Regions from separate parts of the Mus musculus genome. Here regions 1 and 2 are each linked to region 3. Evidence: chromatin loops called from intact Hi-C (ENCODE). Cell type or tissue: left cerebral cortex. All regions are shown on one strand.

Region 1 (8,000 bases), 330 kb after region 3:
TTGTGATGTATGTCATAGAGATAGCAGCTCCCACCTGAAGAAGAGAAAATGGATGGCCAATCAATCAACTCAAGCCCTGTTTTCACTCAACGCCTCCATTTCCTTTAAAGTCAGCCATTCCTCCTTCCCAGTCTCATTATCCAGTCATCCACTTTTACCTTGTCATCAATGGTGTCAAATTTGGTAAGAACAATGCCATCAATGAGCCGAGGTGTCTGAGCCATAGAATGGTCAGCCAAGGCTCTGTTGAACTTGACCTAGAAAGTGAAAAGGTAACATAAGAACCCATCTAATTTGCCAAAGTTTAAGTTCTAAAGGGAACTGGGCCCAAACCCTCTCACCAGTTGATCCACAGCTTCGTTGCCTACTAAGGCCTCCCCTACAAACAGCACCAAGTCAGGTGTATTGACAGTAATGAGTTTGGCCAGGGCAGTCATCAGAGGGGCATTGTCTTGCATGCGGCCAGCAGTGTCTACCAGCACCACATCAAAGCCTTGGTTACGTGCTAGAAAGAGAAAAGCAGTCAACTCCAAGCAAGTAACTCACTCACACTACCAACTTCTCAAGACTTCCTACACTGCTATGTGAAAAGTCACCCAACTGTCACCCATGCTCACTGCCAGCTTCCTAAGATGTCCAAGTGTGGGTTATTTGAAAAGCCTATCCTGTTTACTTGCCCAGACTCTGGATTTGGTTACAAGGTAACGTAAGGAAAAACCTGTCCTATTCTTGGCCACCACCAAAACCATTCAGGGAAAGGAAAGAAGTAGGAAAAAGACCACATTCAGGTTTACAGTTAGGATACACCAGCTTTCCTTTACACACATTACTACCCAAAACCACCCACACAAGTAATTTACCCTGACTTCTCTAGTAATAGCCTTAGTCTGTGCAAATTCCCAGGACAAGGACACAAGCCCCCTTGGTCCCCACACTGTACCAAAGGCAATGGCTTCCATGGCAATGCCAGCAGCGTCCTTGCCATAGCCTTTTTCAAACAACTGCACCATCGTACGGCCACCATGCTTCTCGGGGGGATGGAGGGCAGTCAGGCGCCGGGTGTGTGTACGAAGCTGCTCAACAGCCCCAGCCCGAAATGTATCACAGGCAGCAATGAGGACACTAAAGCCATTCTCTAAAAGCCAAAAGGAAATCTGCAAAAAAGTTAAAGAAAACTGTCACCTAGACCCAGGATTCGAAAGCACAGGGTGGAAAAGCAGGCTGTGGAACTGAGCTGACCTTGGCAAGATTGGTAGACTTCCCTACTCCATTAACACCACAGAAGGTAACAACATAAGGGCGCTGGCGACGTTGGGCATCCATGATATCCCGGAGCATGTCTACACGACGCTGTGGCTGTAGGATCTGTACTAGAGATTCCTGGAGAGCTTGCTTGACTGTTGAAGTCACAGCTTAAAAGGGGGATGGATGGATTCAATCATAAAGTCAAATATACTTGATACCCAACATCTTTCTGAACTAATGGAGTTAAGACCATAGTAGGTTTTCCCTCAGAATTCAGATCACACTGTTCTATTACTTTATTATCTCAATTAACTGTCCTGTTAGGTCCTAAAGGCTGTTCTATCATAGAAGTTTGGGAACTCAAACATGTGTGCCAAAAGGCACATACCAAAGCTGTCTGACTGCATCACCTCTGAGACGCACGAGCACTTTGTGACTTGTGGAGATACTTACTGCTAAATGTCCCCATCACTTTCCCTTCTAATTTGTTGGCAACAGATTCACAGAGCTGGACAGCAATGTCAGCAGCCACATTCTTAGCTGAGAAGAGAAGGACAGCTGTGAGTTCCGAGCTAACAATGATCGGGTCTCAAGAGCACAGCTTAGAAAATGGTTCTATTCCTAATGAACTATGTCATAGTCCGTCAGTCAAGCCAGTCCTCCAGACTCACCAATGAGATGATCACGCATCTTGTCTAGCACAGATTCCATGTCTTCTCGACTCAAGCTCTTGGAACCCACCAGACCCTTCAGCATCCCAAACATGCCACCCAGAGTTCCCTTGGTAGCACTACAATTACAGAAGATCACAAGTATGCGTTAGGCCAGCAGGCAGGAGGTATGGGTCATCAATTCTGCATCCACACCACCTCCCACCTGAAATCCTTCTACCTAGGCTTGGTATTTTGAGTGGCCCCTTCATCATCTGAGCTGCTGCAATCCAGATCTTGAAGCTGTCCCCCAGGCCCAGTTCCTCGAATCTAGAGAACACAGGCAAAGAAAAGAGGTGTGATCAAGAACACTAACAGCTGAGGGGAAGAGCCCAGGATATACCCTGGCAACATTATTTGAGACCTTAGAAAAACCCACATATAGTTCATTCCTCTCTCAAATCCAGATATACCCTCCAGATGTTTCCTTCCCAATTTCTGGCCAATGGTGATCTTCACTCTGACCTTTATGCATCTTACCAAGTTGATATCTTCAGAAAGGGCTGCCTCTGGAGTTCCATTGGTGGTGGGAGTACTGTAATCCAAGACTTCCTTGTTAGCACAGCCACCTAGTTCCCACACCCGGGGTGCTTTTTTGCCCTTCTCCTTTGGAGTATCTGACTTTGTAGATTTACTGCAAAGGATGACATAGGAAGGAACATGAGAGGAGAGTCCCCTGGCCCCAGCACAGCTGGGTAACAGTCACCAGAGACAGGGTAACAGTGCTGACCTGGATTTGTCCAGACCCTTGCCATGCTTCTGAATGAACTCCTCTCTCTTCCTACGGATCAGCTCCTCTTTGGAAAGTTCTCCATTCTCAGGTCCCGCTGAGAGACCTGACTTTTCTGCAGGGGCTGTTTTGCTAGTAGCCAAAGTGCCATCAGAACCTGTTAAAAGAAACCTCACTGGAGGAAAAGAAACATAAATCCCAACCACCCAGGTAATAACTACAGTTCTTCCAAATCCTAAAGAGCAACTTGGACCAAACACCTTGGAGACTACAATGCCTCAAGGGAGTGATAGGGTGGTGAGCATTAAGTTAAAGGAGGCTAGCAATGTCAAAGAGTACCACAGAGTTTTATAATACTATGCTAACATCTTGTATGCCCTAGCAGGGTCAGGAAACTCAAACACACCTTCCTTTTTGGCCCCCCTTTTTTTGTTGTTTTTTGCTTTTTCCTTGGTCTTTTCCCCCCGTGTTTCAATCATGGACCTCACAGGTTTCTTAGCTTTTTCAGAATCTTCAAATTTCTTCATGGTAGTGGGAGCACGGATCTTACTGCTCTCCTCTGCTTCACTAAAGAGAAAAGAGACTAGTTGGTCTTTCTACCCATACAAGAGGACAACTCTGACTTAAGAAAAAGATCCCACATATCAAAAGGACTATAAGAAACAAGCTACAAAATGTGACTGGTTTGAACCCATGTAAATATTGATGCGCCACCGACAGGCAGGCACTCTTAAATCATGAAAATTTTCCCTTTGAACGGAGGAAAGCCTCTCACCGAAGGAGCCGCAGGAAGTCATTTTGGAAATCAAATGTGCCATTCAATAGACTTAAAGCACTCTGTTGTTGGATCTCTGTGCGATACTTATCCCGGAACAGTCGGTGCACATCATCTATCAACTTGTCTACATAGGTCAGCGTGAGGATCTTCTGAAAGCCAACCTGTTTATGGAAGGAGACGGAGCCAATAGATCTCCTTACATGCCAGCCCAGAATGGAAGGAAGCCAACTCAACCCAAGCCTCCAGAGATAGGTTTCCTGCCCCGGGAGAGCCAAGCTTACAATCTTACCCAGAAGTCGCTTGCTTTCTCCCCTCCACATTCCTAACTTTTTTCTATCACTTTATCACATACACAATACCCACAATTAATTAGGTTCATCAGTGGGGATGCTGTTGAGAACATAACTTGTCTTTCTAACATACCCCCACTTACCACAAACACCAGCTCAAACTGGTTGTCCAGTTTATACTTGAGTGTGAGAGCCTCATGAGTGAAAGAGTTGTTACCGCCCCGTTCCTGGAAAAAGAGCGTTTCAGCAGTCAGGCTACATCCACAGCAAAACCAGACTTTGGACTACGTTTGGGAAATAACCAGATATAATCCTGCCCTCAACAAGGGAGTTCTGGGACATTTCTAGCACCCCGTGAGAAAAAAAGACAGACAGACAGACACCAGGTAAGGACAAGGGGTAAAGCTGGGACAGGAGACAGGACACGTGGGAGCCAGGAAGTAAACAGTCATATATAAACAATCAGATCTTCTAGCAGCTGTGAACCATCTACTGTTCCTGAAAGGTGTTCTCGCATCCACAGTTTCACCCAACGTCAAAACAGCAGAAAACCACGCTGCTCGGATGAGTGGAGAGGGAGTTCGAGTCCATTAGGACGCCAGAACGTGGCTAGAGCCCCGGAAACGGGAGGAGTGGGGGGCGTCGCAAAGTTTCGGGATACTGTGATCCAGGCAAGGAAGTCGATCCTGGGTGGCCGGTAACCGACCAGTTTGAGGAGATCAGAACGGAAAGTGCGGAGTGACTACTGGAAAGGGGACCACAGTCTGGGTCTGAGGGACGACAGCCCGGAGTTCTGCCCCGCGGGGGTGGTACCTGCAGCAGTACGGAACGAATCAACGCGTTGACGGGCCCGGTGCACGAGTCGCTCACGCCCTGGAAACACCAGAGCACAAGCCCGCCCTTCGAGAAGATGGTGAAGAAGTCAAGCATGACGGAAGCGGGAGAAGACTTGAGGCCGAGACCGGGGCCGGGAACTCGGGCCGCGTCCGCCGCCGCCGCTTCCTGCTGCGCCAAGCGCGGGACACGTCACACCAGCAGCCCCCGGAAACCGGTTCAGCCGCACTTCCGCTACGAGCCTCCGTGGTCCCGCCCCTTTCCCGCTCAGGGCGCGCGAGATGACGTAGACTCAAGCCTGACCAATAGCACACAGGGGCGGGACTCCAGAGGCGATAGCTCCCCTATAGCGTGGAGGGGTGGAGCCTGAAGAGCACTGCCGGCTAATCGGCGCGTTCGTGTCTATTCCCCGTGGCGCGGACCGATGACAGGAAGGACAGAGTCGGCTTGAGGGGAACCCACCTCAAGCTGAAAGAAGCCGGGCTCTAAGGCCATGTTTCGCAGAGCGCTGCGTCTTGGCTTGGGCCCGGGCCTCCCATACCGGGGGCTACGCACACGCAAAGGAGGCTTTACTCTGGGTAAAGCTGAGGGCAGCAGTGGTTCTGGGGAGCCCAAACCCTCCATAGATGTGACCTTCAAGGTTCGACCCCCTGCCTCGTGCGGGCGGGACAGCGAGTTAGCTGGGGGAAGGGGTAGGCTTGCCTACTAAAGGTCAAAGAGCCGAGGCAAGTGTATGGCTCTCAAGGAGGCACTTCCCAGTGGACAATGCCATATAAATGGAAGCTTGCTGGCGATGATGGATAAGGATAAGAAACCATTACAAAGGTGCCCGGCTTTAGAAGGCTGTGCAGTATGAAGTATACTAGGGACTCGTTCCCTGGGCCTGGCATATCTGAGAATGGGGTTCAGGAGGGAGAGAGATCTGCAAGAGCTAAATAATGTGAGTCACATCTCGCTTGATGGGGAAACAGAAAGTAATTTCAGGAAGTTGAATCTTCCAGTGTTAGAGATCCATGATATTGGGGCCTGGTGGGACAAAGACCAAACAACAAAGTTCTAACAATACTGCTGCATATGAGTTGATCTTATGAGAAAGGATGACATTGGAGGTGTGGCAATCCAAATGCCTATTTCAGCCCCCCTTTTCCTGTACCCATCCTCCAACCCCCAACCACGCAGAAAAGAACATAAGTCATCTAACTGTAACTATGTCCTGCAGACTGGGATGCAAAGGTGTCTGACTTTAAGAAGAAGGTTGATTCCATCCTGCCTGGAAAGAAATATGAAGTGCTGTATGACACCAGCCACCTGCCCCCAGAACAGGCGGATGTGGTCATCATAGGAGGTGGGATTCTTGGTCTGTCTGTGGCCTTTTGGCTGAAGAAGCTGGAGAGTAGAAGAGGTGCCATTCGGGTGCTGGTGGTGGAGCAGGACCACACGGTGAGGTCAGGGAGTAAGGGCAGTCATCTTATTGAGGACACAGACTGTGGCATTGAGGGCAGGGACTGTGCTTTGGACTTTGGAGCTTAAGAAATAGTTCCAGGCTCTTCCTCCCTCAACAAAGACCCGCAGCAATAACATTGTTTTGTTGGGGAAGGGGAAGAGACTTTGCTACTGTTGTTTAATCTCTTTGGAGATGGGGTTTCAATATATGGCTGAAGCTGGCCCTGAACTCAGCATTTTCCATTCTGTGCCTCCCAAGTGCTCCGATTACACGTGCTCCAGAACATTTACCCATACTTGCTCCTTGAAAAATGATTCCCCTTTGCATTTAAATGTATAACTGACAGCTTCCATTGCAGGATTCCATTATATATTACATCATGACAGTCTACGTCGGTTTTTCTTTTCACAGTATTCACGGGCTTCCTCCACAGGGCCTTCTGTGGGCGGGATTTGGCAGCAGTTTTCCGTGCCTGAGAATGTCCAGCTCTCACTCTTTTCAATCAACTTTCTCCGGAACATAAATGTATGTACAGTAAGATTTGAAGGCTGGGGTGGGAGTCCCTTCTTTAGCCCAGAGATCAGTAGCCTAGCTGGTAAGGGGAACCAAGGAGAAGAGTGTGTTTGAGGCAACAAGATATTGGGATCCTTGACTGTCTTCCAGTGTTGGTGCCTAGAGAAGGGTTTGTCCTGATCTGGGCCACTGCTCCTGGAGCTGTGGTGAGGCCAGGGAGGTTCCCTTTTGTCAGCCTCCTTGGAGAGCAGCTCTTTTTCTTTGCACTCAGGAGTACCTGGCTGTGGTGGATGCTCCTCCTGTGGAACTTCAGTTCAACCCTTCCGGCTGTCTCTTGCTAGCTTCAGAAAAGGATGCTGCCACCTTGGAAAACAATGTGAAAATGCAAAGGTGGGTGCCCAGCACTGCCCTGAGCTGCTTCTTGGCTTCACATACTTCACTGAGCTCTTATACCAAGTTAGAAATCGGGAAGCTGAAGGTCAAGTCATAAGAATCTCCTCATTAGTAGCTCTTATTATCAGGAAAAATGGGCCTATTTAACCTTCAAGGCCCCATGACGAGGACTATCGCCCAGTCGTGGACACTTAGCACCCATGTAAGATACTCCCAAACCTAACAAACCAGAATCTCTAGGGAGTGGCCAGGGTACTGGGCTTCTAACAAGAATCCTAATTTAGGGATCAGCAAATTCTATAAAGGGCCAGACAGTAAATATTTTAGGTTTTCTTGTCATTTTGTCTCTGTTTCAACTTTTCTGCTCTGCCATTATAGCACAAAAGTAGCCACAGACAAAAAACATAGAAATAATTGAGTGTGGTCCACAAATAAAAGTAGGCAGCAGGTTGGCCTTAGCACATTGAGCTTCACATCAATTAAGGGTTGAACATCTTTGTGATATGGTATGCACAGGCTCTCTTCTGATATGCTGTGAATCTCACTAGTGAAACCAGATAAATGTCTGCGGATGCTAACTCATTAATTAATTTAATCAGAACATCCCATTTTACATGTGGGGAAACTGGGACAAGATCTAGTAAAGCTGGCATTGAGCCTCAGTTTAAACTAGACACTGGCTCATAGGAGTGTTTCTTGGCACTCTGATTCCCTGGCCAGTTAGTGTTCTAGAGGAGACACTCATTCTGAGGGACAAGGTTGTGCTAGGCAGCAGAGAAGAAAGTGTTTTACAGGAGGCAGTGGTGCGTGGTTCCCCACCATCTTGTGAAAGGAGATAGAGTAGGGCAAGGAGTTGAGAGTACTGAAGGGAGAGAGGAATGTAGAAAAGGAAAAATGAGCCTTCACATCCAGCAGTCAAGAGAAATGGGGCATTTGGGACAGACAGAACTGAGTGAACTGGACGTCCTCTCCTGGAGTCAGGGTCCATGTTTCTCCCCTCAGAATATTCTCCCTAACACATTAACTGAGATGCACACATTTCTCTTAGGCAGGAAGGAGCCAA
Region 2 (8,000 bases), 500 kb after region 3:
AACCCAACACGGGGAGGCAAGTCTATCTTGAATCACACCCACAAGCCTAGCAGAGGGCTGTGGCAGTCAGATGTAGGTTTTGCATAACCTGTGAGCCAAGTGCAATTCCTTGCTACCAGTGGTTTTCAAGTTACAGTACCACACTGCTAGGGATTCTTGGAAACGTTTGGAAAGTGATGTCACTGTTTTAGTGGTATGTGGTATGTGACAGTAGCTTCCTAAACACGACTGAGAAGCACAACTGCATAGTTGATGTGCGCTCCTCTGAGCCTTCTGTTGTTGTTGCAACCTTAATTGTAGCTACAGAAAGTGATTTGGTGGTTCAAAATTATCTTGGTTCTGTACAAGCTCTGGCTCTAGGAAATTAGGTCTGCCTTCCAAATTAAAAGTCTGAGGTGTGTGTGTGTGTGTGTGTGTGTGTGTGTGTGTGTGGCCCTCAACTAATGAGGAGTCCATTATGAAATCAAGATGCATCCAGCTAATGATATATAAAACAGTAGTCCCTTGATGCTTGGCAGAGGCAGTGCCCCACAGCACCTAGCCATTCATGTGGTCATGGTGGGAACCCCACACTGCTCTCCTCTGGGCTCTACTGTGGTTAGGTGTAATATTGCGCGCGCACACACACACACACACACACACACACACACACCTTGAGGTAGGTCCTTGCTGTGTATCCTAAGCTAGCTCTGGTACTCACTATGGAACCCAGGCTGATCTTGGGCTCATGGCAACCCTCCTGTTTCTTCAGTGCTAGGGTTACAAATTGTGTCACTACACTACTTTTACATATACTATTTATCATGAGCAAAGAAGTGGATCAGGATATAACACTATTATAAATCAAAGAACTCGGGGGGGTGTGTGTGTGTCACGTGCGCACGAGAAAGAGAGAGAGAGAGAGAGAGAGAGAGAGAGCTTCATCTACTTTATCCTGTCCCATTCTTTATCAAAAAAACAAAAATAAAACAAAAACCTCGCTCAGTGTCAGCTCCATAAGAAAGTACGGACAAATGAATCTCTGTGGTGCCTATTAGCACACTAAAGTATGTGTAGCATGCAAGCCTTGAGGCTTCCTCAGTACCTGTGTCTCTTCTCAGCCCTTGCTACCCTGCCCCCTACCCTAAACTTCTCCAGATCAAGACCCTCCCTTCCACCAACTTTTTATTTCTATCTTGGTGCTCTCTCTCTCTCTCTCTCTCTCTCTCTCTCTCTCTCTTCCTCCCTCCCTCCTTCCCCCCAACCCCCCCCCCGTCCCTGCTCTGTCTTCGGCCTCCACTCTATGCTCTCTCTTATCTTCCTCTCCTCTCATTCTCTCTCCATCCCCTTGATCCATACTGCCGGCCTTGTTGAGTCTAACTTTCTCTCCCTGCTCTCTCTCTAGCTGTATTGCAAACTTATCGGCAATAAAAACCTTCCCCTCAACCATACCTTGGAGTGGCCCTGTCCTCATGCCATACAATTAGGATCTTTGGACTTCTTTGCCTGAGAAATAAGCTGACAAGACGTGATGATGTATACATTTTTAATCCCAGCATTCCAGAGGCAGAAGTAGATAGATCTCTGAGTTCAAGGCCAGCCTAGTATACATAGCAGTTCCAGGGCAGATCAGCAAAGGGAGACCCTGTCTGAAAAATAAAACAACTCAAAAAGAAATAAGGTAGATTGTGTGTGTGTGTGTGTGTGTGTGTGTGTGTGTTGTGGTGTAACACAATTGGTAGTGTGCTTGCTTAGCACACACAAAGCTCTGGGTTAGATTCAAGATACCACATAGAGTGTGGTCATCCACACCTGCAGTCCCAGTACTCAGGAAATGGTAGCCAGAGAGGTTATCCTGGGGTACGGAGCCAGATTGAAGTCAAGTCTGAGTTACATGAGACTCTGTTTTGAAAAGACAAAGGGAAAAAGGAAGGTAGGGAAATGACCTTGAGACTCAGTCAGTGGCAAATTTGGGAGGAGCCCAGATGCCTTGGAAGCCTCAGCTGCTTCACTTGGAAGGACATCGGGAAGAGCAGCTGAGCTAGTTACAAGTGCTTGGCAGAGGGGTTAGGGAAACTTGAACTCTGGGAAGCAGGTGTTATTGCTTGTTCATATCAGATTCCTGGGGAGAGCGAAGAGACTAAAGCATACCGAGGCATTCATTCCTCCTCTCTAGGAAGGACGAGGAGGATGGGGCTGGGCAGAGAGAGTGAGAGGAGGCCTGGAGACCGCCTCTCCAGGTGCAGGTATTAGACTGGGCTCTTCCAGTACCATCTATGATTCTGATCCTTCCTAGAACACTCTTGGCAGCTACCATGCACTTTAACACGTCACTTGCTTTAATGTGAGTTTTTCTCTGCCTGAGGTGAGTCTCAGGGGTAGCTGATGGCATGGAAAGCTGTGTTTCTCCTTTCTCTGTGGCTTCGCCATGCCAATGGAGCCCCTGCGTGATAGGAGAGCCAGAGAACCTTTTTAATTAAGTTACTTGGAAACCCCGCTGCAGCTCTCACCCACACTGCTTTGTCTATATTTGCCCCCTTTCAGTCTTTCCTCCAAAGTTCAGTGCCCATTTAGTGTCAAGAATTCAATTTCTTAGTGCCCTGGCAACAAAGCCTTCCCTGATCCTCAAATTTCTGTGCAAAAGTGGTGAAGCAGGTATCTTTAAGTCAGTCCCCTTGGTATCCTCTTGGGAGATGATTGCCCTCCTAAATCCAACTTCCTAGATGGACTAGTATTTTCCTCTTGCATAGTAAAGATAGATTTCACAGGACTCACATTCTCCCAGTGAAGTCATGGCTTCCGGACTGAATTTTCTAACCCCTTTGGGTGTTAATTCTTCACACACACACACCACTAGCACCACCACCACCTTGATAAAAGAACAACCTTCAAATGTCCTTGGTATATTCCAATATATTGCCAAGGGTCATAAGGTTAAGGAACAGCAGAAAGAGAGACTTGTGTTTGTTTGGTATTCCCCAATCAGGGAGGTCAAGTGACCATCTTGATCAGGATGCCCCTTCCCTGTGGGTGGCTTGACTGTCCTGAAGAAGAGCACTGGGAACCTGGAGTGGCAGGCAGATCCTGTCAGAAGCAACTCATACAGCCAGGACTGGCTAGCTCAGTGGGAACCACAAGCCAAGCATGACATCTAATTCCCCATGGAGTAAGGGGCACCTAATGTGTATATAAAATCCAAAATGTATCCTGTGAATGATGTATGTTCACAAAAGGTGATTTATTTTATTGTTTGTTTTGAAGTTTTGAGGATCAGACCCAGGGCTTTGCACAAGCTAGGCAAGCACCTTGCCCCTGAGTTAATGTACCCTCATCCTTCACAAAAGGCCTTTCAGGAAAAGCTGCAGAAGGATTAAAACAGCAGGGCTCGTGATGAAAACTTTCAGTGCATGTTCAAGACCCAGATCAGACACAAGGGGAGGTGGCTCAAGGAAGAGCCACAATGATGGAGGGAGAGAATTGGGGATCCAGCATCAAACACCCCCTCACCAGGAAGGCAATCCGTAGCTATAGAAAGAAGGGCAACTTGACATTGTCTCCTTTCCCTGTTTGTGACTTGGCCAGGAAGTCTGAAACACGAGAAAGGGAACAGAGGACTGGAGCCCTCTTTATTCAAAGAGAGCTGTTTATCAGTGACTTCCAGAGATTGCTGCAGGTTTTGATGCTAGAATGGCCGATGCTGGTGTGCACTTGGAGCTTCTAAAACCAATTCAGATAAGATGCTTTTAAAGTCAGGAGTGGTGACACACACCTTTAATTCCAGCACTCGGCAGAGGCAGAGGCAGAGGCAGAGGCAGAGGCAGAGGCAGGCGGATTTCAAATTTTAAAAAAAGTGCTTTCAAAAGACCTTTGTATAGAGGAAGGAAATTTGATATTTTTAGAGCCTTTTCATTAGTTTATGCCTAAATGTTTTTCCTCTGATAGACAAACTTACAGGCCCTTTAAACAATTTATATTTGAATTAAATTTTTTTTAATTCAGAAAAAAAATTGTCTTATGGGGAAAGTTTGTAGAGCGGAGTCTAAGGGCAGCACGTCCTTTCCTCTTTTTTCCCCTTGACGGACACATCACACAAACCACACATTCCTGGGAAGTTCTAATCAATCTGCTGGATGTGAACCCTCTGCTTCACTTCCTGCTTCATAATAGCAAATACCATAGCAGCATATTTTCCTCCCCAACCAGGAAGTGAGGGATGAATTTCCTGTTAGCTCCACTCTGTTCTGAGAAACCATCCAAGGACAACACCAGGTCTGTCTGCATCAGGCTGTTTACTTCATTTCCTTGAATCCTTAGCGCTCCTGAAACTCAAAGGCGGTTTCTTTATAATGGGTGCTTTATAATGACTTGTATCAGCAGGCTTCTCAGAAGCAAATTTGGTGTGGCAGCTTAGCTCTTCATTCGAGAGCACTTCCTATTCGGAGGCAGTTGAAGGGCGGTGGAAATAACCCTGGCCTTTGCAGACTGATAGCAAGCCTGAGAATTAGAAACTGGGCTCTTGTCCAGTGACTGTGTGAGCCAATAATGAAGTCCCAGATATCAGAAAACTGGATCCTGGCCTGAGTAGGGGGTGATACACAGAATGGCTTTGTTTCTCAGGGAATTTGTGGTCTTTCCAGGTCATCCAGGGACTTAAGGTGGAGGCTGAAGGCCAGCCTCCTTGAGGGAGTTGTGGCTTGTCCTTGTCCAGCCTGCCCTTGAGTAGCACGTGGCCATTACTGTTAGCCGCTTCCACCAGCACTCTGGAGAAAGTGGCTTTGTGCTTGTACTGCAGCGTGGAGACATCGCACACTGCAGTTAAGTGTGTCCAAATCTTACTGTTGCTTTTATGATCTCTGTGGTCTTGAGCAAATCTTTTGGCTTCTTTAAGCCTCATTTCCACGTGAGGATGTGGCTGGGTGGTGGTGGCTCACACCTTTACTCCCAGAACTCGGGAGGTAGAGACAGGTGAATCTCAGTGAGTTCGAGGCTATCCTGGTCTACAGAGCAAATTCCAGGACAGCCAGGGCTACATAGAGAAACCCTGTCTTGAGAATAAACGAACAAGTACAAACAAGCCAAAACCAAAAAATAAAAAAAGAAGAAAGGAAGGTGCTTCATCAAACTGTAAGATTCAGTATAATGTAACTATAGAGCACTCATTTCATAACACAGGGTTCCCCCTCCCTTCCCCCACTTCTCTTTACTATCGTTTTTCTACCTCCACTTCTTGTGAGAGTCAGCAAGGCTGGAGAAAACTGAGAGATGAACACATTTGGGCTCCTTCTTAATGTTCCAGAGCCCACCCCACCCCAAACTCAAAGCGGAGGGAGCTTTGAGTACAGAAATTGTCCAGCCCACAGCATGTTTTCCTGTCCACGTTCTACTTTCTTACAAACACTGGGTGACTTGTTTCTTCTGCAATTCTTGCTGTGTCTGTGCATGGGAGAGTTGGTCATTGCACAGCCTAGTCTGATTGGGGTCAGCTTGGTGCTGTCTCTTTGTAGTTTGTGATTGTCTACATTTTTCTTCCCCCTTGGAACATGTCAAGGCCCTGGAGGGTGATAGGCTAATTTTGTTCCAGGGGACAGTTTTCTTTCCTGTTCTGGTTATTGTGTCATAGTCCCTGATTCCAGAAAATAATGGATACTTCTACCCTATAAATTCAGTATATATTGGGCTAGAGAGCTGGCTCAGAGGTTAAGAGCACTGGCTACTTGCTCTTCCAGAGGTCCTGAGTTCAATTCCTAGCAACCACATGGTGGCTCATAACCATCTGTAATGGGATCTGATGCCCTCTTCTGGTGTGTCTGAAGACAGCTACAGTGTACTCATAAATTTTAAAAAGTTCAGTATATGTGTTATAAGTGTGCATTTTAGAGGGGAGAAGGAGAGAAGAGAAGGGGAGAGAGAAGAAGAGGAGGAGGTGGAAGAGGAAGAAGAGGAGGAGGAGAAGAAGCAGAAGAAGAGAAAAGGGTCTAGAGGAGAGTACTGTGGTTAGGATTAGGAAGTAGCTTACTCCACCATGTCCAAGTGGAAGATCAGGGGAACGTAATGGGTCGATCCTCTTTAGTCATTTCTCCCTTATCCTGACACATTAATGCAGTTAACATGCAGTCCTGGGTCTTTGCTCCCCATTGGCAAAGGCTGAATGCATACGAGAAGAGGGAATTCCTGTTGAGATGAACCTAGAGAGGGTAGGGTTCAGCAATCCCAGAGTCTGTGACAAGCCAGAATGGTACCAGCAGCAGGACGCAGGGTCTGAGTACGAAGTTTCATTTCTGATGGGTTTCTTATCTTTCCATCTTGGGGACAGCAGAGGATGATATCAAGGGAACAGAGGTAGTTTTGAAACATTAAGAAATATAATTGAAGCAGAAAGTTACTCTGGGTGGAGTAGCTGTAAAGGCTAGGTGTACGATCTAAGGTTAAGATCACCCAAGGAAACAGAGTATGGATAAGTACAAATTTGATGATGAGGAATCTCATGGTGGGTAAGAACCCCCAGCTGATGAGGTTCTCCCATCCTTAGGAACAATTTGGGTTCTTGAGAGTTCCATCTGAACCCCACTCCCTGTACTAAAACACTAATTCATCTATCCTGTCCACTATGATGATGTTTAGCTTTCTCTCTCTCTCTCCCTCTCTATTTATTTTATTTATTATTTTATCTAAGTACACTGTAGCTGTCTCCAGATGTACCAGAAGAGGCGTCAGATCTCGTTACAAATCATGTGTTTGCTGGGATTTGAACTCAGGACCTTTGGGAAAGCAGTCAGAGCTCTTAACCATTGAGTCATCTCTCCAGCCCATTAAGCTTGTGTCTTTCTTTTCTTCCTTCCTTCCTTCCTTCCTTCCTTCCTTCCTTCCTTCCTTCCTTTTTCTTTTTCTTTTCTTTTTTCCTTTCCTTTCTCTTTATCTCTCTCTTTCTTTTTGTGATGTTTAGTTTTCTACCTAAGTGAGTATACTCTGGGTCTTTTTTTCTTTTTGAGTCCTATACTTGAGTGTTGAGTATTGGTGGTGATCTATAGTCTTTCAAGAGGGCCTGCTTCTTGTAAAGGCTAGAAGGATCTGGCCAGTGTCCAAAGTCATGGTATTGACTTAGCTACATTTGTCAAGAATTAAAGTTGGTGTTTGGTGAAACCTGGTTTTTTCCCCCTCTAATGTAATCCACAAACAGAGTGTTAACTTGTAGATTCTATAATGACCACAACCAGCCCCTACAATGACCTTCCCTCCCTGGGGAGAACTGAAGTAAAGCAAACAAAACATAACACAACAATAACAAAAAGCCCCCTTCCAACCAATCAACTAAAAACATTGTCTGAGCTCCCACAATGTACTTGGACTCTTGAGGTCTTCCTGTGGCATGTGCAGAAACAAAAGCACAGAACAGGTTTGTTGGGGGTAATGGCCCTAACGTTTATTCTTAAGTGGGGAGTGATGGGAAAGAGGTGAAGAAAACTGTCCCTCTTGCACACAGAGTCCTATCTACTGGAGAATGGATCATTGTTCCTTGTGGTCATCAGCTGAAAGAGTCTGTCTCATCCTCCAGCCTAGATTTCAGCACCCCCTCAAACCCACATCTCCCAGGAAGCACGCTTCAGTAACTGTTCAAAAAACCCTGACAAGAGGAGTTCTCACACTCCTCGGATTAGCTCGATTGTGCTGTGGGAAGGAAGGGAGAACACGGGGCAGGGGGTGAGGATGACGGTGAGGGCTCTGAACTGCACAGCCTGGCACAGGGTGTGTTGGGCCAGTTGTTCTCCAGGAGTTCACATTTTCCCTCTTTCCCTTCCTCAGCTCTGAGGACACTAGACTCTGATAGGCCAGTCCCACCACCAAGCGCAGAGGTATCAAGTCCAAGAACAGAACTGCAAGAATACAGACACAAACACCAAACAAAGTGGGGGCGGACTCCCAGGCAGATGCTCCTTTGGTCAGGGCCATTTCTCAGGCCCCAGCCTCTGCGGTATAGGCTATGCACAGTGGGGAGGCTGGGGTCTCCGGAGCAGCTCAGTGCT
Region 3 (8,000 bases):
CCTGGCAACTGCAGACGAGATTTCAGGGTGTGCTTTTGTCTCTTCCAGGCTGCACCTAAATTGAAGCAGACAGTGTATATAGCCTTTGTATCTGACTTCTTCACCTGATATGATGCTGCTGAATTCCTCCAGCTTTGTGTGCTATGCAGAACAGTAGTTTGTTCCTTTTTATTGAAAATAGCATCCCATTGATAGTTCAGTCATTTACCAGGTGACTGTTGGAGTTGCTTGCCACTCGTGGCTAACTCTGAATGCATGCATACAAGAAACACACGTGCGGGCCCCGTGTCCGCATGCTTTCTTTTCTCTTGGGTAAATACCCAGCACTGGGACAGCCTTCTAAGAAACTGCACAGCCCTTGACTATGTCTCAGCCCCTGTGCTCTCCCATAGCTGTTGTCCCATGTCCCTGTCACTCACTAAGCGTGTCGGTTCCTTATTTCATCCATTCAGATGGACATGTATAGTATCTCCACGTGGTTTTAATTTGCAGTTCATGAATAACATCAACATTATTAGTATCACAGGTGTATCTCGAAGATTCAAGTTTTAAATCTACAGCTGTGAGATGGGGAGTGTGTGGATGGAGAGAGGGGACTGGCTGTCTCTTCATCCTTCCTACATCCTTGCTTGGACCCTATACTCAAACCATGTTCTCTAGGTCACTGGGAGTTTAACAAGCAGAACGAAGGGCTGCTGTATTCACAGTAGGTTCAGCCTTTGACTTTTGGAAGCATAGCCTGCCTGAAAAAGGGTGAAGCCCATGACCCTTGGCTGAACTTCTTGCCTGAGCTATCCAAAGGGACTCTGTGCAGTCCAGATGGTGGCTGTTAACCGTATCAGCTCTTGACCATTTGAAACAGCCATAGAATGGCTGAGGAACTGAATTTTTTTTACTTGACTAATTTAAATGTGAATGGCTATATAAAGTTTTATGGTTTCCTTTCTGGACAGAACAACCTCAGGCCCTAGAGTGAAAGGGATGGGGCTAAGGCTCAGCATAAAGAGGGCAAGATCATTCTGTGGGCAGCCATCAGTGTGGGGACGGACAGCCCAGAGAGCAAAGAGGTCTCCTAGGCGGCACCAGGTGGAAAGGTATTGAAGGGAGGAAAACAGTTCAGGGTGTTGTTGTTGTTGTTGCTGCTGCTGCTGCTGCTGTTGTTTTGTTGGGGGTTTGGTTGGTTTGGTTTTGATTTATGCTGGGGGTCAAACCCAGGGCCTTGTGCTTGCTAGGTGGGCACTTGACCACTGGGCCACATCACTAGCCAGGGGAGAAGTTCAGTTGGTAGGAAAGTGACGAGCCCTGGTAACGAACATGAAGAAGTGAGCCCAGAGGTGGTCTGAGGCCTTGAGGAACCTAGGCTCTGAGCTGTGGTGACCATCCCGTGAGACATTTAGAGGAGTGGGGGAAGAGATAGAGGCAAAGACATTCCAGAAGTTGTAACGGTTGATGCAAGAGATTTAAAAAATAAAAGACCTGATGAGAAAACATAGCCATGGGAGGGAGTGGAGCTACACCCTGAAATGGGTAAGAAGACCCTGGACCTATGGCTGAGCCCCACTGACGTAGGGAAGAGCTTGGCCCTGTAGGCTTGGTGAGGGCCCCCTTTTCTGTCCTCCGTCCCCACTCACTTAAACATATACATGCTTTGTACCTATTTAGACTTCTGCAGAATTAGCCTTTATTAACAGTCTTAGCAGCATCACAGACATCACGGTGTGTAAGCAAACTGACATATTTTATGACATAAAACCAGTTTTGATTTCCAGTTTTTTTCTACAAGCAAGAATTCCTTTGGCAAATACAGTTCTTGGTGGATTTGTCCTGAAGGAGACATTGTAAGACATTACGGTGTCTTTCCCCCCTAGGGATTGATGTGAAGCAGGTCACCATCGTCGTGAACTTTGACCTCCCTGTAAACCAATCAGAAGAGCCAGACTATGAGACCTACCTCCACCGTATAGGGCGGACGGGACGCTTTGGGAAAAAAGGTCTCGCCTTCAACATGATTGAAGTGGATAAGCTGCCCCTGCTTATGAAAATACAAGACCACTTCAGTAAGTAGCAGGTGTTCCCATTCCCAGTAGGAGGAGCTCAGGGTCTGTGTGGACACTGAGGGGTTGTGTGACGCAGAAGCCATGAGGGAAAGCTTCTAATTCATAGGATCCAAGTCATAACATAGGCCAAGCGATTATGTAATTCCTTTATGCTTGTTACGTAGAAGGTCCGTGTCAAGTAGAATTCACAGAAGCTCATTCTGCTGTCTGTAGAATTTTACGCTATAGAGTGAGTGGTACCACAAAGTAGGATTTATTGTGTCCCAACTTCCTCTTTTGTTCACCCTCTCAGACAGGACAGGCCTGACTTGTGAGCTCTGCAACCCCTTTCCAGCCCCACACCTAAAGAAGCAGGCTCAGCTAGTTTGGGGCCCCAAACTGGCAGAATCCACACGTGGGAACCTTAAGATTTTCACCACCCAAAAACTCTGCCTCCTCCCCTGTGCATACTTTCAAAAGCCAAGTGTAATGGCACATGCTTTAAGTAAGGGCACTCAAGAGGCGGAGGCAGGAGGATCTCTGTGAGTTCAAAGACAGGCAGAGCTACATAGTGAGACTCTGCATTGAAAGAAAACAGAACAAAAAGTTACCCCAAGCCCAAGAGAGCACAGATGTAGGCGGGGAGCATGGCAAAGAGGCATCAGCACCATCTTCTTGGATGGAACTCTGTTGGAACCAGTGGATATGCTCCCCAGGAAGGGAACTCACAGAACATTTGGATCGGAATTTGTAAAGGTTTCAGGCTGACTGCTGCATATTCCGCTGACCCTTCAAAGAGTTGCCTAGGCTCCCCATCTTAAGCCACCTGGGTGGTGGGATGAGAAGCACCCATGAGGGCCACTGCTGCTGTGCCAAGCTCTTCAGAATAAGAACAGTGAGCAGGCTTGGTCCTCCGCTGCTGTGCGAAGCTCTTGGGAAGTAAGTACAGTGAACAGGCTTGGTCCTCCGCAGCTTTTCTCACTGAGCCCGTCTTTTGCACAAGGTGTTTAGGTATGTGCATGCTGGACCCAGTCCACTTGATGCTGTTTGCATGTGTGTGGGTCAGCTATTTGGCAAGAATCCCTTACTTATCTTTGGCTTTCTATACAAAATTCTCAGGAGCTCTTCTTCTTCTTCTTCTTCTTCTTCTTCTTCTTCTTCTTCTTCTTTTTTTTCTCTTAGATGGGGTTTCTCTGTGTAGCCCAGGCTGTCCTGGAACGCGCTCTGTGTAGACCAGAGATCACACCTCTGAGAAACTCACAGAGATCACACCTCTGAGAAACTCACAGAGATCACACCTCTGAGAAACTCACAGAGATCACACCTCTGAGAAACTCACAGAGATCACACCTCAGAGAAACTCACAGAGATCACACCTCTGAGAAACTCACAGAGATCCACCTGCCTCTGCCTCCTCCGTGCTGGGATTAAAGACGTGCACCACTGCACTCTGCTTAAGAACGTGTATTTTCAAAGGTGTCAGTCTCTGCAGAAACTTATCACTGGCCAGAATGAACCACCTGGGATAACCCTGGTCCCTTTCTCTTTCATTCTTTCAGATAGCAATATTAAGCAGCTTGACCCAGAAGACATGGATGAGATTGAGAAGATCGAATATTGAAGAGAGAGAGAGAAGAGAGGCCTTCGTTGTTTGTGGGCTAGTTTACGTGAGAATGTTTCAGCAGAGTTTGAAGATAATTTTCTATGTTGAGACTCTGTCAAGGTGAAACTGTCACAGATAAAAAATAAATGCCATGACTCTCTTCACCCGAGACCTGAGGGCTCTTTGAAACTAAGCTGATTCCTAGCATGAGATCCTTTTAAATGAGAGTGCAAGATTCCTTCTAGCCTGTTTAGAGGTAACCATGTGATGTTCCCTGGGCGACTTGCTCACAGGGCTTTCTGTTTAGTCTATACGCTGTGTAGACCATGCCTAGTCATGAACCTGGCCACGAGGGGGCAGTAGAACGCCATCAATTTTTAGAATTTAAGCTGGCAGGCTAGAAAAGCTATCCATTTTCAGGCCTCACTCACAGAGTGCCCTCTCTGCATATTCATTTCCCCATTCCCACCCCCATGCTCTCAGACGAAAGAATACTTTAAAACTTCTGGAGAGAACATTTTGTCTTTTAATATTCCAGGTGACATCTAGAACTTATAAGTATTTTCTTCTCCTGCTTGCTACTATCTTCAGATTAGAAAAGATCTATTCTGTCATGTTATCTCATGGACTTTAAAAATGTGGCTTTATTCTAGATATTTACAAAAAGTGAGCAATGAAGTCTTTGAAAACAACAAGGCGGGACCTGGGGAGACGGCCCAGTGGCTGTGTGAGCATGAGTGTCTGAGTTCACATCCCCAGCACTCATGGAAAGGCCAGACCTAGTAGAACAGGACTGTCCAGAGCTGGGAGCCAGAGACATAGATCCGGGGAGCTCTCAGGACAAGTCAGTGTATCCGATAGGGCAAGCTCCAGGTTCAGTGAGACACACTGTCCCAGGAAACAAGGTAGTGAGTGGTACCATCGGCCTCTGCCCTCCACATCCCCACAGCATCTGCACACCTGCACATGCATGTACTGGCAGGCATGCACACTCACACATACATGTACACCCACACACGTGTATGCTTTACACGAATCTACCAAAAAATTAAGCACAACCAAAATAAGCCCAGAAGTAACATGTCAGGGAGTCAAAAGTTTGTTTATAAAAATCTCACTGTAGCAGGGCATGGTGATGCATACCTGTAATCCCAGCATTTAGTAAGCCCAGTCAGGCAGAGTTTCACAAGTCTGAGGCTAGCATAGTCAACACAGCAAGACCTGTCCCCAAAAAAATTTTTTAAAAGTTTGTTTCAAGGAAAATTTTAGATCTTCCATGGATATATTTCTAGGAGCAAGAAATGTTTTTAGGTTCCATGTTTGCTACTTAGAAATTAAATCATGAGCTTGAAAACATGGGGTGAATGGCTAGATTCACACAAAGCCAATTCACGTGTGCCAGAAACCTACAGCCCTGCCATACCCCCAGGCTGCCAGTGGTACCTCCGGTGAGTTACTGCCACCCTGCTGTGATGGTCCACTTGGATATCACTGTGCCCAAGTTAATCCCTAGGTTGCCGGCTCCTCGGGCAACACTAGGTATGTATCATACATCCTTGTGCTAACCAGCACGGAAAGGGGAATGTAATGGCAGAGACCCAGTGTAGGGCAGCATCCAGAAAGTTAAATGGGAAGAACATGTATCTGATGTCACACTTTGGGTCCCTAATGGCCTCTAGGCCAGCTGTAGATAGGCTCGACCAGGTCACCTATAAAGGGGTGGGACATACTTAGCAACATGGCAGTCTCCTGATTCGGGTCCCCTTAGGCAATGTTCTAGACCAGCTCGTCCCGGGAATTACCAAGAGAACCTAGGAAAACCTACCAGTCCCTTGTCCTGGGTACACAAAGCCAGATGCTGAGGATAGGATCCAGAAGTACGTAGGTAGAGAGCAGAAAGTGCTGGCAGAGCGATGGGTAGAAAGAGCACTGCCTAACAAGATGTGGGGTCAGATTCTCAGAGTCAGTTTGCCAGTGGAGCTGTCACTGGGGGAATCTCTGCTCCACTGTTTCCACTGCACCTGCTTTCTTCCCTATGATTAGAAAGTGCCATTCCTGTGTACTCCGTACCTCATGCAAGATGGTACCCACGATAGCAAATCCATGAGTATTTACTTTCCTAAGAAGAAAATATTTTCTTCTTTTGCTGTCTCCTCATTCAGTAGCATTTATCCTGGTTTGAACCCCAATAGTAATACATATGATAAGCATGAGAGACATAATAAGGTATTTTTGTCTCCCGATTTGAGAAAGGAGTTCTTCATCCTACCCAGCTCAGCCTTGGTGTATCCTGTATCCACCCCACATATACACTAATTGCAGTGTAGATCTCTGGTAAGGCCTGAGCGGGTCCCCATAGCCACAAATCTTTGGTAAGCTCCACCTGCAAACACTAGACAGTCTTCTGTCTTGCCCTTTGTCCCTCTCCTCCCATCCCCTTGTCTCACCACCTAGGAGGCAACAAGGTCACAGCGGTATTGAACTGCTGTCACGGTTTGGTGAGTCAACAATGCAGAGACTTTTGCTGGAGCAGCTCCCTGTTCAAAACTGTAAGCAGTTTTCACATCTCTACAATGGCATGGCCGGGGTCATCTCTCTGAGTGCTAACTGGAAGAAAGGAATAAACGGAGAAGCGAGAAATAGCCAGATGGTTTCAGAGCTTCATCAGCTGTGTAGTCCTTGGCACCGGAGACTAAACCAAATCCAGGAGGTTTATATTGGCCGGCTCAGTACTGTTAGCCTAGAGAAGTCGGTGATTACATGTGGCAGGGTTGTGATTTGCTGGGGAGCCATGAGTAATCACCTTGCCCGAGCCATGCTGCTGTGATGTTAGGTGCAGGATCTAAGGCAGCTATTAATAATTGGAAAGGCAAAAGAGTGGCCAGTGGTCTGGTAGGATGTCTGACAGCGAGGGGCGTTATTGTATTTAGAGAAAGTGCTGATCCTCCTCAGTGGAGCTTGGTCACCACGAAAGCCACTGGCAGTCTGCACATATAAGTGATGAGGGAAAGCATAGTCTTAGAGGATTATGGGAGTGGGTTGGGAGTGGGGAAGTGAGCAGTCCCTTACAAGACACGGGGAAAGTACAGGCTGTATCAAACCTGCATCTGGTTCCCGGGCTTCTTGGTTCATGCAGGTACCTAGATTAGAAAAAGAACCCAGGCTGTTGGGCTGGAAACAGAAATACAAGTCCAGACCTAGGGCCTCTGAGGCTGGGCCTGGACCTTCTTCTGTCTGGCACCATTAACCAGTCAGTCATGCATACTAATCTCAGTGGGCCTCACAGAGCTAGCACTGGGTGTCTTATCAGTCTTTCAAGGAAGCTACAGAAGGTTCTGTTCTCTTCAATCCTGACCGCTCCGGCCCTCAGCCACTTCCAGGGAATAATCGGGAATAGGTACGACCTGTGCCATTTTGCTCCACAACCCGTGAAAGATAGCCTAGCTATATATATATGCTTAGAGGAATACTAGCTTTTAAAATCCACACTGGGAGAATTATATATTGCTCCACCCCCTTGTGCCTGTCTGCTGGCTGCCTCCCCCTCTCCTCCTGCCCCTCACTTCCTGGGGCAATGTTTTCATCCAGATTCTGCCTTCTTATTTGTGGGCATCCCTGGTCAGCTGAGCCATACCCTGGCCTCTTCATATAGCATTGCCTGGCCCATTATCTCTAGACACTGTTCTGATTTCTCCTGTCGCTTTGCAAACTGTTTATAATATAAGTGAGACTGAAGCATCATTCACAGTTTCAGCTACATTTTCTACATTGGTGTGGGAGGGGCCACATGCATGCCACAACACACACGTGGAGGTCAGAGGACCATTTAGTAGTTGGTTCTCTCCTATCACCGTGTTGGTTCTGACATGGAACTCAGGCTATCAAGCTTGGTGGCATGTGCCTTTGCTAATGAGCCGTCTCCTGGCCCCTAACCATAGCCGCACCCTGCAGGAGTGTTATTGTTGAGACGACAGGCTCTCATTGTACAGCACTAGCTGGTCTGGAACTTGCTATTTAGAGCAGGCTGGCCCCCAAACTCACAAAGATCCATCTGCCTCTGCCTGCTGAGTTAGATTAAGGCATGTGCCCATTCTCCATTTTTAATGTCCAGCTTCTGCTTCAGACAGAATTTAGCACACTTCTAGTAAAATAACAGGAAGTGCACATGAAGTGTCCTGGAGCTTGGTGAGAATAATTGTCTAGCTGCCCCCACAGAAGGCCCCAGGGCCCAGCTCAACAACTGCACAGCCCACACTGACGAGCGTTCAGCCTTCCACTTCTGGGGAAGTTAGAAACAAGCAGAAAGCTATAATACTATAAGGAAGATGAGCTCCAGCGAGACTCTCTTAATGGCAACCCAA

Evidence for each region. A loop is a pair of places that touch in the nucleus more often than their neighbours do. Peaks named below come from ENCODE experiments on the same cell type or tissue, not always from the same donor. Only the 100,000 strongest peaks of a DNase experiment are listed, where the experiment ranks them.
Region 1: it touches region 3 in a loop (3-fold over the local background); 4 of 42 quality-filtered maps call a loop at or near these places.
Region 2: it touches region 3 in a loop (5-fold over the local background); 8 of 42 quality-filtered maps call a loop at or near these places.

What each region holds. Positions count from the first base shown.
Region 1 is chr9:35,207,972-35,215,971 of GRCm38, reverse strand. It overlaps Foxred1 (FAD-dependent oxidoreductase domain containing 1), which reads left to right and starts at 4,917. Exons shown (of 11, transcript NM_001291448.1): 1 at 4,917-5,165; 2 at 5,807-6,027; 3 at 6,443-6,556; 4 at 6,816-6,934; 5 at 7,986-8,000. The coding sequence starts at 5,081. Srpr (signal recognition particle receptor ('docking protein')) reads right to left here and starts at 4,769. Exons shown (of 14, transcript NM_026130.1): 1 at 4,567-4,769; 2 at 3,897-3,980; 3 at 3,461-3,624; 4 at 3,092-3,252; 5 at 2,686-2,842; 6 at 2,436-2,589; 7 at 2,137-2,225; 8 at 1,917-2,035; 9 at 1,699-1,785; 10 at 1,240-1,412; 11 at 941-1,154; 12 at 342-505; 13 at 159-257; 14 at 1-34. The coding sequence starts at 4,683. In left cerebral cortex, no CTCF peak of the experiment used is centred here; a DNase peak (open chromatin) is centred at 4,904; H3K4me3 peaks cover 2,213 bases; H3K27ac peaks cover 1,356 bases.
Region 2 is chr9:35,035,684-35,043,683 of GRCm38, reverse strand. It overlaps Kirrel3 (kirre like nephrin family adhesion molecule 3), which reads right to left. Exons shown (of 17, transcript NM_001190911.1): 17 at 7,377-8,000. Among named protein-coding and RNA genes, the nearest start is that of Gm51705, 15 kb to the left of the region's middle. In left cerebral cortex, a CTCF peak has its summit at 5,810 (motif pointing left); a DNase peak (open chromatin) is centred at 4,538.
Region 3 is chr9:35,537,655-35,545,654 of GRCm38, reverse strand. Ddx25 (DEAD box helicase 25) reads left to right here. Exons shown (of 12, transcript NM_013932.4): 11 at 1,869-2,057; 12 at 3,596-3,807. The coding sequence ends at 3,657. Among named protein-coding and RNA genes, the nearest start is that of Ddx25, 17 kb to the left of the region's middle. In left cerebral cortex, a CTCF peak has its summit at 3,983 (motif pointing right); DNase peaks (open chromatin) are centred at 3,994 and 7,134.